2 separate regions of the Homo sapiens genome follow, and region 1 is linked to region 2. A link is an interaction called in ENCODE POLR2A ChIA-PET data of the cell type or tissue named here. Cell type or tissue: GM12878. All regions are shown on one strand. Each heading gives the region's core, and the rest is flanking DNA. Links, peaks and the distances in the headings are about the cores only. Region 1 overlaps NR5A1 (nuclear receptor subfamily 5 group A member 1). Region 2 overlaps NR6A1 (nuclear receptor subfamily 6 group A member 1).

What was found. Peaks named below come from ENCODE experiments on the same cell type or tissue, not always from the same donor. Only the 100,000 strongest peaks of a DNase experiment are listed, where the experiment ranks them.
Region 1: POLR2A ChIA-PET joins it to region 2 with 5 read pairs; 1 of 35 experiments calls an interaction of 5 or more read pairs at or near these places.

Annotation. Positions count from the first base shown.
Region 1 is chr9:124,491,391-124,496,743 of GRCh38, forward strand. NR5A1 (nuclear receptor subfamily 5 group A member 1) reads right to left here. Exons shown (of 7, transcript NM_004959.5): 5 at 1,640-1,759. Among named protein-coding and RNA genes, the nearest start is that of NR5A1, 13 kb to the right of the region's middle. RefSeq lists a silencer at 4,872-4,921. In GM12878, for the core only: no CTCF peak of the experiment used is centred there; a DNase peak (open chromatin) is centred at 2,912.
Region 2 is chr9:124,708,918-124,714,284 of GRCh38, forward strand. All of the region lies in intron 2 of NR6A1 (nuclear receptor subfamily 6 group A member 1), which reads right to left. LOC124902269 (a long non-coding RNA gene) reads right to left here. Exons shown (of 2, transcript XR_007061772.1): 2 at 4,417-4,918. Among named protein-coding and RNA genes, the nearest start is that of MIR181B2, 18 kb to the left of the region's middle. In GM12878, for the core only: a CTCF peak has its summit at 3,199; a DNase peak (open chromatin) is centred at 3,184.

The sequences.
Region 1 (5,353 bases), core at 1-5,000, 220 kb before region 2:
CATCTGCACAGCCCCGGGGACGCTGCCGGGCCCACCCTTCCGAGCTCTCCTCAACCCGCCAAGCCCGGAGCTGAGGCACCCACGTTCTGCCCGCGTCCACCCCTCCTTCACACACAAACCCCAGCACCAGGCCCAGCAGCACCAGCAGCTCAGGGGGCCCCTCTACATGCTGGGAGGGGAGGGGTTGGGGAGGGCAGGCCTGTGTGGGGACACACAGACACATCCACATGGCTTCCCAGAGCCCCCATGTTCACACCTACACGCTGGGTCACAGCTCAGCTCAGAGTCACACACACACACACACGAGCACAGTCATGGGGTCGCCCACTCTGTGAAGTGAAGGCACACACGTGTGCACACGGCCACACCCGCCCTTGTACGCTCACACTCACGGCAACACATACACCCATGTATGTGATCACATTTACGGGTTGATGGGAAGACAGTGACACCCACACACTGATGTGTGTGGAGATTTTGCACAATAAAACACAGGCAGGCACACACACACACACACACAAACAGGCATTCCCATGGCCACAGAGACTCAGCCAGCCTGCGGACACCCACACTTCATGCAGACTGCAGGCACCTGCGCTCACAGGGAGCCCCAAAGACACCCCCCTGGGACCAGTGCTGCCCGTCCCGTCCTCCTGCCCCGATGGCCTGTGACACCGAGGAGAGAGCTGGAGATGAGCAGTGGGGGCCTGGGAGGGCTGGAGCTGGGAGCAGAGTCTGTCTTCCCCACCCCACAGCACCCACCGACCCCACGGCCCTTCCTGTGTCCCCACCTGAGAGTGGCACTCCTGCCAGCAGGCTGGACCCTGGCCATCAACCCCCTTCTCTGCCTCCCCCCCTCCCTCTCTTTCCCTACAGCCCATCTCTCCAGGTGAGTCTTCCTCCGTGGCTGTGCCCCCGTGTCCCCACCCTGGCCCCCCACCTCCCATCCTGACCCCTCCGCCTGCCTCCTCAGATACCACCTGGCCATGTCCCTCCTCCTCCTAAAGCTCTCCCCGGACCCCTGCTGCATCTGGACTTTCTACTCCCCAGATCCTCATTCCCTGCTCTAAGGGGGCCCAAATTCCGACTCTGAGCTCTCTGGAGCCCTTTGCCCATTCATTCATTCATTCATTCATTCGAGATTTAGGGCCTGCAAGGTTTGCCTGCTAAGCCAGCACTAGCAACCCCCTAGCCTCCCTCATCTCTCACCTCATGCCACCCCCACACCGGCACCAGCAGGGCCCGGGGGCTCCACACTTCCACCCTCTCTGAGCCTGCGGTAGACGTGGGGACTGCCCCCCTCATCCCTCATTCCCCAGCCAACTCCAGTGTGTTATTTCCAGACCCAGGGCCACCATCACCTCCTCCTCCATGAGCCTCTCCTCACCATGCCCACACCCCCTGAGCTGCTCCCCAAGAGCAGGGCTCCCAGGGGCCGGCGCCTCTCAAGCCTGGGCCAGGGCTGCTCACAGAGGGTTTGGGCCAGTGGGTGTTCCATGAACGTGGGGAAAGGGCTGATAATTAGGGTGCCCAGAGCCAGCCCCGAGAGGCCTGGGTCCTCCTCTCCGGGGCCCTGAATCCTGGAAGTGCACAGCGGGGCCAGGGCGGGGCCCAGGGGCGGGGCCGAGGGACTGGTCACCTCCTGCCCGGTGACCAGCAGGATGCTGCCCTCCTTGCCGTGCTGGACCTGGCGGTAGATGTGGTCGAACACCAGCAGCTCGCTCCAGCAGTTCTGCAGCAGCGTCATCTGGTCGGCCACCTGGAAGGAAGAGGCACGCGGGGGGCCGGGCTCCAGCCAGGGTCCAGGGACCTTCCTCTCACCCCTTCTCCTCCCACTGAGACCCAACTAGGCGTGCAGCCTGGGCAAGCTAACCTCTCTGTGCCCATCTACCCAGATGTCTAGGCTATCAAAGTGCAACAGAGGTCTGGCCAGTTAACAAAGGGATGTTTGGGGGTTGAATGGGCCAGGCTTCAGGCCCCACCTCTGTCTTTTGTATGACTTTACGTAAGTCCTGGTAACCTTTCTGTGCCTCAGTTTTCTCATCTGTAAAGTGGGCAAAGTACTGAGCGGACAGTCCAGTACATGTTAGGTATGCCATACATGTTAGTGACTAATGTCCATGCAGGTGCTCTGCAAAGGACTCCTACAAATGCCTGGCAAGGTTATTATTAATTTTAACCTTGTCCACATTTAAAAGCCTGTGGTCGGTCACACCTCTGGCAGCCCCAACTGCTCAAACAGGAGCCATGAGGGAGAAACCAAGGGCTTCCCCCCCGGGCCTACGCAGAGCTCTCAGGCTCAGGAGGAGGAGGGAGGTCCCACCTGGCCTGAGGTCAGGCCCAGGGCATGAGCAGGGGGGCGGCAATGGCCTGGCACATGAAGCAGAAACGAACAGCAACAAGGGGCTGATTCCGAATGCCCAGGCTGCGGCCAGAGACACTCGGTGCAGGGGCAGGGCCAGCCCCTGTTTGGAGTGTCCTTTGACTCTGCAGGACTCAGAAGCAGAGCCAGGGATCCCCTGGCCCCAATCCCTATTTTTCAGCTGAGGAATCCGCCACCCGGAAAGGGCAAGAGACTCTCCCGGGATCACACAGAGGCAGGGCCAGGCCAGGGCCACGGCTGGCATTCCCGGTCCACAATCTCCACTGTGACAAAACGAGCCCTTCTGGGTATTTGGAAGCACACTGGGCACTGCAGATGGGCCTGGGCAGACACAGCCCCATCCCTCTCAGCCCGTGCCACTCACCAGCTGGCCACCATCGACCCAAAAGACACTTCTGGCGCACCTTCCTGGGCCGTGCCCTATGGCAAATGCAAACCATGACAGCTGACAGTCATTCCACTGCAGCCCTACAGCCCTGCGAGTTTCGTATAGTCGCCACCCACATGATAGAGAGAAGAAACTGAACAGAGAGGCCACACAGCTCTGTCTAGTTCCAGATTTGCGCTCTTAACCACTAGGTGTGGAAGAGGACCTCTCACTCACCCTCCTTGCCATCCAGGAGTTCCTGGTCTCTCACAGGCTCCTTGCCTCCTCTACAGATCCTCTACCTGATCCCTCTCCTTCCTCGAGGCCCTCTCCACCCTCTGGATGCAGAATCTGCAACATCTCATGGCATCAGTTAAATGCCTCTGTCTTCACCAATACCTGTGAGGTCTGGGGAGGCAGAACTGGTGTTCAGCTCTTCTCTGGGCCCCAGAGCAGTGGTCAGAGGGGCTGATGACTGGCAAGGTGCTCCCCAAGACAAGCACAGAGAGCAGAGGGACCACTGCCCACCTGGGGCCAGAGACACAGAGAGGCCACTCCCCACCTGGGGCCAGAGACTCAGAGGGGCCACTCACCACCTGGGGCCAGAGACTCAGAGAGACCACTCCCCACTGGGGGCCAGGGGCTCAGAAGGGCCACTCCCCACCTGGGGCCAGAGGCACACAGAGACCACTCTCTACCTGGGACCAGAGGCTCAGAGGGACTGCTCCCCACCTAGGGGCGGCCCCCAGTCAGAGGGGAACTGGGCCAAGCCTAATGAACAGCTCTGTCTCGTAGGAGATAGAAGCACCCCGCTCTCTGTTCCCCTTCTCTCCTGGGGCGTCCCTGGGGCCTGTGTCCTCAGGCAGACAGAAGGGGAGAAAAGGAGAGGGAGAAGTCAGGAACTGCACACAGACAGACCTCCGGGCCCACGTGGTGGAAAAGAGGGAGGTCTGTGTCCATTCCCTCCATCCACACCTCACCTCTGGGTCCAGAGCTCCCTCCAGCTCCCAGCAAAGCTTTCTTCCCAGAGCCCCTACCATCAGCCGTGTGCCCCCAGGCTCAGCCCTGACTGGGAGGGTCCCGGAGAGACTGAGGCCTGGGCAGGGGCTGACTCGGCCATCTCTCCGTATCTCTCCTTGGAAGTGCCAGCCCCCATGGAGCCGCGGTTTCCAGGAGGGAGCCAAGGCTCAGAGGGCACCTATCACCAGGCACGGCGCCCAGTGTGGCACAGGACACCTCACCCCTGCCCTGCCGACATTCTGCCCACATTACAGATAAGGAAACAGAGGCCTGCCGGAGGCAACACTCGGGCTTCAGGCAGCTGGGCTCTGCCCAGAGGTTCCTACCGGCCAGACTTCTGGGGACCTGAGAACCTCCTGAGACCTGGGAAGGAGGGGCCTGCCCAGGGGTCACACTGGCAGCAAGAAAAACTCAGGCCCACCGTAGACACCCAGGTGGTGGTGCAGGGCCAGGCTTGTCCCCCCGCCCCTCGCAGGCCCACAGGAGCAGACACGCTTGCGCCCAGAACGAAGACACAAGGGGGTGGGGAGGTGGCGGAGGAGCGATAAGGGGTAGAATGAGGAGATAAGGCTTCAGGCCAAAAGCAGATGGGTCACGGTGACCCGGCTGGCCCAGCCCTGGGAGCAGGCTCTGTACCCAGACCTTAGACCCTGGATGGGGCAGCCCTGCCCAGTGAGGCTGATAGGGGTGCCAGGGGCACAGAGCCACAATATGGTCGCTGAGGCTTTGGTGCCCCGTGCCCTGCATTCGAGCCCCCATCCGGCCATGCATCCTCCACCCTAATTTCCTGTTTTGTGAAGCAGGAAATGTAATTTCTCTCTTTTTTGGTTAAAACGTAAGAACACACATTGGGATGTATGGGAATCGGTGGACCTGCTGTTGGTTCTTACGTGGATGCTGCCCGGCCGGGATCCCACCTGCCCCTTGGCCAAGCAGGTCTTGTACTCACTGCTTTCCTTGGGTGGACAGATGGATGCATAAAGACACCAAACTCCAAAACACTCCCCACACAGATGAGAATGCGCACACACACACACACACACACACAACCTCTTTTTATTTAAAAGAAAACCACAGGGCCATAGCTGCCAGCCCCCCTGCATGAGAAAGCAGGTGGCTAAGAGGTTCCTTTAACCAGAGAGGGTTGGTTTTCACTTTCCGAAGTTTCCTCCCTAAGCTAAAGGCTCCTCTACCCTCAGGCCTCCTTGTCGCCCTGGGAACAATGACATTTGCAGCCCCAGCCCTTGGGTCTCCCACCAGCCTGGCCTGTCTGCTGGGCACATCAGCCATCCACCCCTCCCACCGGACCGCCACAAATCTTCCTGGAGCCTTGACGCTCTGCAGGCTGCCTCAGAGACCCGGTATTTATGGGTGCCAAGCTGACCTCCCTCCCAGCAGGGCCCCTCTGGAGCCCCCTGGGGTCCGATTGGTCTGGCTGTGAAGGCCGGTGGGCTGTGTAATTCTCTGGTGGCTGACACACCACGGGCTGGCCACTGCGCTCTGCCGGCAGAGTGGTCAGTGAGGTGTCATTTGTCAGCCCAGGACTGACAGTTACTGCCGCTTAAATGAAACCGTCTATCTGG
Region 2 (5,367 bases), core at 65-5,064:
AGCCCATCTGGTCATTAGCATTCCAAGACCAAGAGCTCTGGGTCTTAAAGCTTATACCCACAGCCAGTAACTGCGTGACCTGAATATATCTCTCTTCTACTTGCCAAATGTCAAGCATCAATTAATACCTGGATTCTCACTGCATTTCTCAGATCCCCATCCTCTCTCATCTCAGGCCCAGCAAATAATTCCTAATTAATCCATTAATCTATGCCCCTGAGTTTTCCCTGTCTGCTCATTGTCCTGGCTCAAATACCAGATTCCATAGTCAGTTTCCAGAATCTCCATCCTGCCTATTTCCTGACTGAAGTAATCATGTCAGATAATTTCTCTGTTCTATTTATATTCTCCTTAGAATACTTCTACAGCTTCTACTGAATAGTCAATTTACCATAGCTCCTGAAAGGACAAATGGACCCTGATCCAATCTGGGCTTATACTCCTTCCTAAGTGTTTACAATTTGAACACAAATACTTTAGTTAGTCTGTGTCAAGCATGGGTGCTAGAAGGCTATGTGACATGCCAGGGGAGGGGAGGGGCAGCCATTTTCCATCATGGACACAGAAGCGAGGAGTATCAGTCTAAAGAAGTTATCAACCAGAGGCACTAGAAAAAGCAGAAATGAGACTCCACATAGCCACAGAGAGATGGAAAAGAAATCCTGGCCTTGGTTCTTCATGAAATTCAATTGCATGCTCTGCCATTGAGCCCCAAGAGAAAACAAATACTTTTGCACCAGGTGGGTTGGCGCACACCTGTAATCTCAGCACTTTGGGAGGCCAAGGCGGGCAGATCACTTGAGGTCAGGAGTTCGAGACCAGCCTGACCAACACGGTGAAACCCTGTCTCTACTAAAAATACAAAAAATTAGCTGGGAAAGGTGGCAGGCACCTATAACCCCAGCTACTCGGGAGGCTGAGGCAGGAGAATCGCTTGAACCTTGCCTGAACCCAGGAGGCAGAGGTTGCAGTGAGCCAAGATCATGCCACTGCACTCCAGCCTGAGCAACAAAGTGAGATTCCATCTCGAAAAAAAAAAAAAAAGAAACCCAGTACTTTCTAACAATGTCCCTATTTTAAACTAGCTTGAGAGTGTTTCTGTTCCTTGCCATTGAACTACTCCAGAGAAAAGAGAATCACTCAATCCCATAATTAATATTATTTTGATGAAAATGGAAAATGTTTAGGGCTTGGTTTTTTACTGCATCTTAGTTATGCTGGACAACTGAGGGGCCAAATGATCAGACACGAGACAAGTCAACAAAAGTCTCCGCACAAAATCATTACATGAAGGACTTTATTTCCTTCTCGATGACATAGAACTTCTCCATTCAACGTAACAGAAAAACAATTCCTTAAAAAAATCATTTGGTTATTAAAAGTCACAAATAATAATTCTGTCAACAGAACTGACCACATGTAGTAATCCTACCAACTGTATCAGAACTATTATAAACACCTGTGAATACACAATGAAACACACACACACACATACACACACAATGTTGAGGTTTTGCTTTAAGTCACAGAAAAAACACCCCCTTTCTATTTCACATTTAGCATCAAAGGTTCATTGCAATGAGCCTCAGCCTAAGGCTATTTTTCTACCTTATCCTCCTCCTTCCCAACCTCTTAGCCCCATGATTCTCAAGGTATAAAGGATCTTCCTGGTGAATTAATCCAACATTCATCCATCTTATGAGTGACTGGTGTTCAGTTTATTTCTGCCTGTGATTAAAAGCTACATGCAAGTAACTTGTTAAGTGACTATTAATACAATTCAATGTTTATAAACGAATGAGACTCTAGTATTCTACTAAGCCTAGTTGCCAAAAATGGGTGGAAAAGTTGCAAAGATCCTTCCGCAATTGCACACGTAAGATCAGCTGGAAATCTTACAGTTCTCAGAAGAACTCCATTATCACTGTTGAGGAAATTAGTGGTAGTTTTCAATTGCTGCTATTTTTGCTTTACTCTTCAATTACAGTTCATTCAGCATCATCATTTTCAAGTTAGTTTGATTCATGTGGTGTATAATGATAGGTATTACATTAACAGTATCCTTATTTTGAAATTTTCCAGTAATTAAATCTTGACATGCATATGTCATGTTTCAAATATGAACCATACCCAATTGTTAAAGCGCATCTATCATCCTTACTCCAAGCCTATTTGTACATAATAGTCCACTGCCAATGAATAATTATGAACCGGAAAGCAGGAACATGCAAGTTAAGTAGATTTTTACATGCCTAAGTCAGCTAAGGTTTAAAAAAAAAAAAAAAAAAAAAAAAAAAAGCTGGCATCTTTGCCATAACCAAGCAATCTATTCTAGCCTGCCAGGTCACACTGTTTACACCCTAGTGGTCTTCCCCAAACATTATCTTAATTTTCACAGCCCTATAAATTCTATCCACCACTTCATGGAATCTCACACCCCCTTAACTGATCTTCTTCCTTCACCACTGCCTTAAACAATTCCTTGCCAAAGAAAATCTGTTCTCCTATTTCCATTTAAAAAAAAAAAAAGCCACATCTTAGACAACATTCACAAACACTCCTTTATCCATGCCCAAGGAATGGAGTGTCAGACCCAAAAATGGCGAGGAGCCATTAATGCCTCTCCCTGAAATCTCTCTGCAAGTAGATTTCTTCTTTTTATCATTAATAAAGTAGGTTTCAGGCACATCCTTCTCACCCCATCCCCAAACTCAGATCCCCTTGCATTAAGGGTCTACTCTATTACTTTAACCTTCTGTCCCTATTACCTCCTACTGCCAATATTCAAAGAAAAGTGACCACTGGATACCCACTGAGTAAGTCAAGATTTTCAAGCTTGAGAGGCAAGAGAAGTGAGACAGGGAAATGAATTCCCATGTGTCTTTATTGTTAAGATACAGAGTCTCACTATGCTGCCCAGGCTGGTCTTGAACTCTGCAGCTCAAAAAATCCTCTTGCCTCAGCCTCCTGAGGAGCTGGGACTATAGGCCCCATATATTTTTAGAGTTTTTGTACATGCTCTTAGAATGACCTAAGGGTATACAACTCCCTTCTCCAAGATTTTGAAGCCTAGCTGTACCAGAAAATCTTGTTCCGAGTTTTGCAAGCACAGGTTTTCTATTTTTCAGTCTGAGTGCTCTTCCCTCTTTGGTTAGGGCCTGTTGCCACCTAATGGACAAAACTGGCATACCCACCAATACATTAACACAGGTTCTCACCTCTGTGCTTCCAGAATAGACCACTAGATGGAGACTTAAAAACTGAAGGAGGAGGAGAGAGCGCTTATGCCCATCTAGAAAGCCTATTAGTTGGTTTATGACTACACGAAAAATTAAACTAATGCAGATTCAACAAATAAAAGGGAATATGCCCAAAATGAGAAATTAAGGAAAAATAAAAGTCTTCTGGAGGCTGGGTGTAATGGCTCACACCTGTAATCCCAGCACTTTGGGAGGCCGAGGCAAGGGGACCACTTGAGGCCAGGAGCTGGAGACCGGACTGGTCAACAGGGCGAAACCCCTTCTCTACTAAAAATACAAAAATTAGCCAGGTAGGTGACACACGCCTGTAGTCCCAGCTACTCAGGAGGCTAAGGCACAAGAATCGCCTGAACCTGGGAGGCGAAGGATGCAGTGAGCCAAGATCACGCCACTGCACTCCAGCCTGGGCGACAGAACAAGACCCTGTCTCAAAAAAAAAAAAAAGTCTTTTGAAGGCAGTATGGCACCAAGATTAAAACATAGGTTTTGGCTCTTCTACACATAATCACAAAAATCCATTAACAAAATATTACCAAGTTGAATTCAGCAACACTGGAAAATTATAATACATCACTGACCACATGAGGTCTATTTCAGCATTAAAAGGCTAGCCTGAGTTTCAAAATTCAATCAGTGTAATTCACCATATTAAGTCTAAACAATCTAGATGGAGAATTGGTATGAAAACATAACTGATTTACAGATTAGTAATTAATTATTAATCTGAAAACAACACCACTCATGATAAAAAAAACTCTTAGCAAACTAGCAACAGCATTTTCTCAAGTTGATAAAGGGCATCTACAAAAACCCTACAGCTTCCTGATTTCAAAATTTACTACAAAGCTACAGTAATCAAAACAGTCTGGTATTACCATAATGACAGACATAGACCAATGGAATAAAATAGGGAGCCCAGTACTAAACCCTCATATATATGGTCAAACAATTTTTGTCAAGGTTACCAAGACCACTCAATGGAGAAAGAATAATCACATGGTACTGATAAAATAATATCCACATGAGAAAAAAATGAAGCTGGCCTTTACCTTTATACCATACACAAAAATTAACTCAAAATCGATCAAAGACTTAAACATAAGCCCTAAACTATAAAACTTTTAGAAAAAAAAAACAGGAGATAGCTTCATGACAATGGGTTTGGCAATGGTTTATTGGATATGATACAAAAAGCATAGGCAACAAAAGAAAAAACTGCTCGATAACATGAAAATGTAAAACTTTTGTGCATCGACGGACACAACAGAATGAAAAAGCAACCTGCAGAATGGATGAAAATATTTGCAAATCATGTATCTGTTAAGAGATTAATATACAGAACACAGAAAGAACTCGTATAACTGAAACAAAAACCCATAAAGAATCCAATTAAATAGGCAAAAGACCTCAATAAACATTTCTCCAAAGAAGACACACAAATGGTCAATAAGCACATGAAAAGATGCTCAATATCACTAATCATTAGGGAAATGCAAATCAAAGCCACAATGAGATATTGTCTCACAACCATTAGGAGAGCTACTATCAAAAACACAGTAAATAAGTGTTGGTGAGGATGTGGAGAAATTGGAACCCTAGAGCACTGCTGATGAGAACGTAAAGTGGGGCGGCAGCTATGGAAAACAGTATGGTGATTCCTGAAAAATTAAAAACAGAATTACCATAGGGTCCAGCAATTCCACTTCCAGGTATACACCCCAAAGAATTGAAAGTAGGGACTTGAAGAGAGACATCCATGTATACTCATGTTTACAGCAGCATTATTCACAATAACCAAATGGTGAAAGCAACCCAAGTGTCCATCAATAGGTGAATGGATCAACAAAATGTGGTATATACATACAATGCAATCTTATTCAGCCTCAAAAATGAAGGAAATTCTAACACTATACAACATAGATAAACTTTAGGCACATTATGCTAAGGGAAATAAGCCAGTTACAAAAGGACAAAACTGTATGATTCCACTTAAATGAGGTACCTAGAGTAGACAAATTCATAGAGACAAAAAGTAGAATGGTGGTTACCAGGAGCAGGGGAGAATGGTTATTGTTAATGGGTACAGAGCTTCAGTTTTGCAATATGA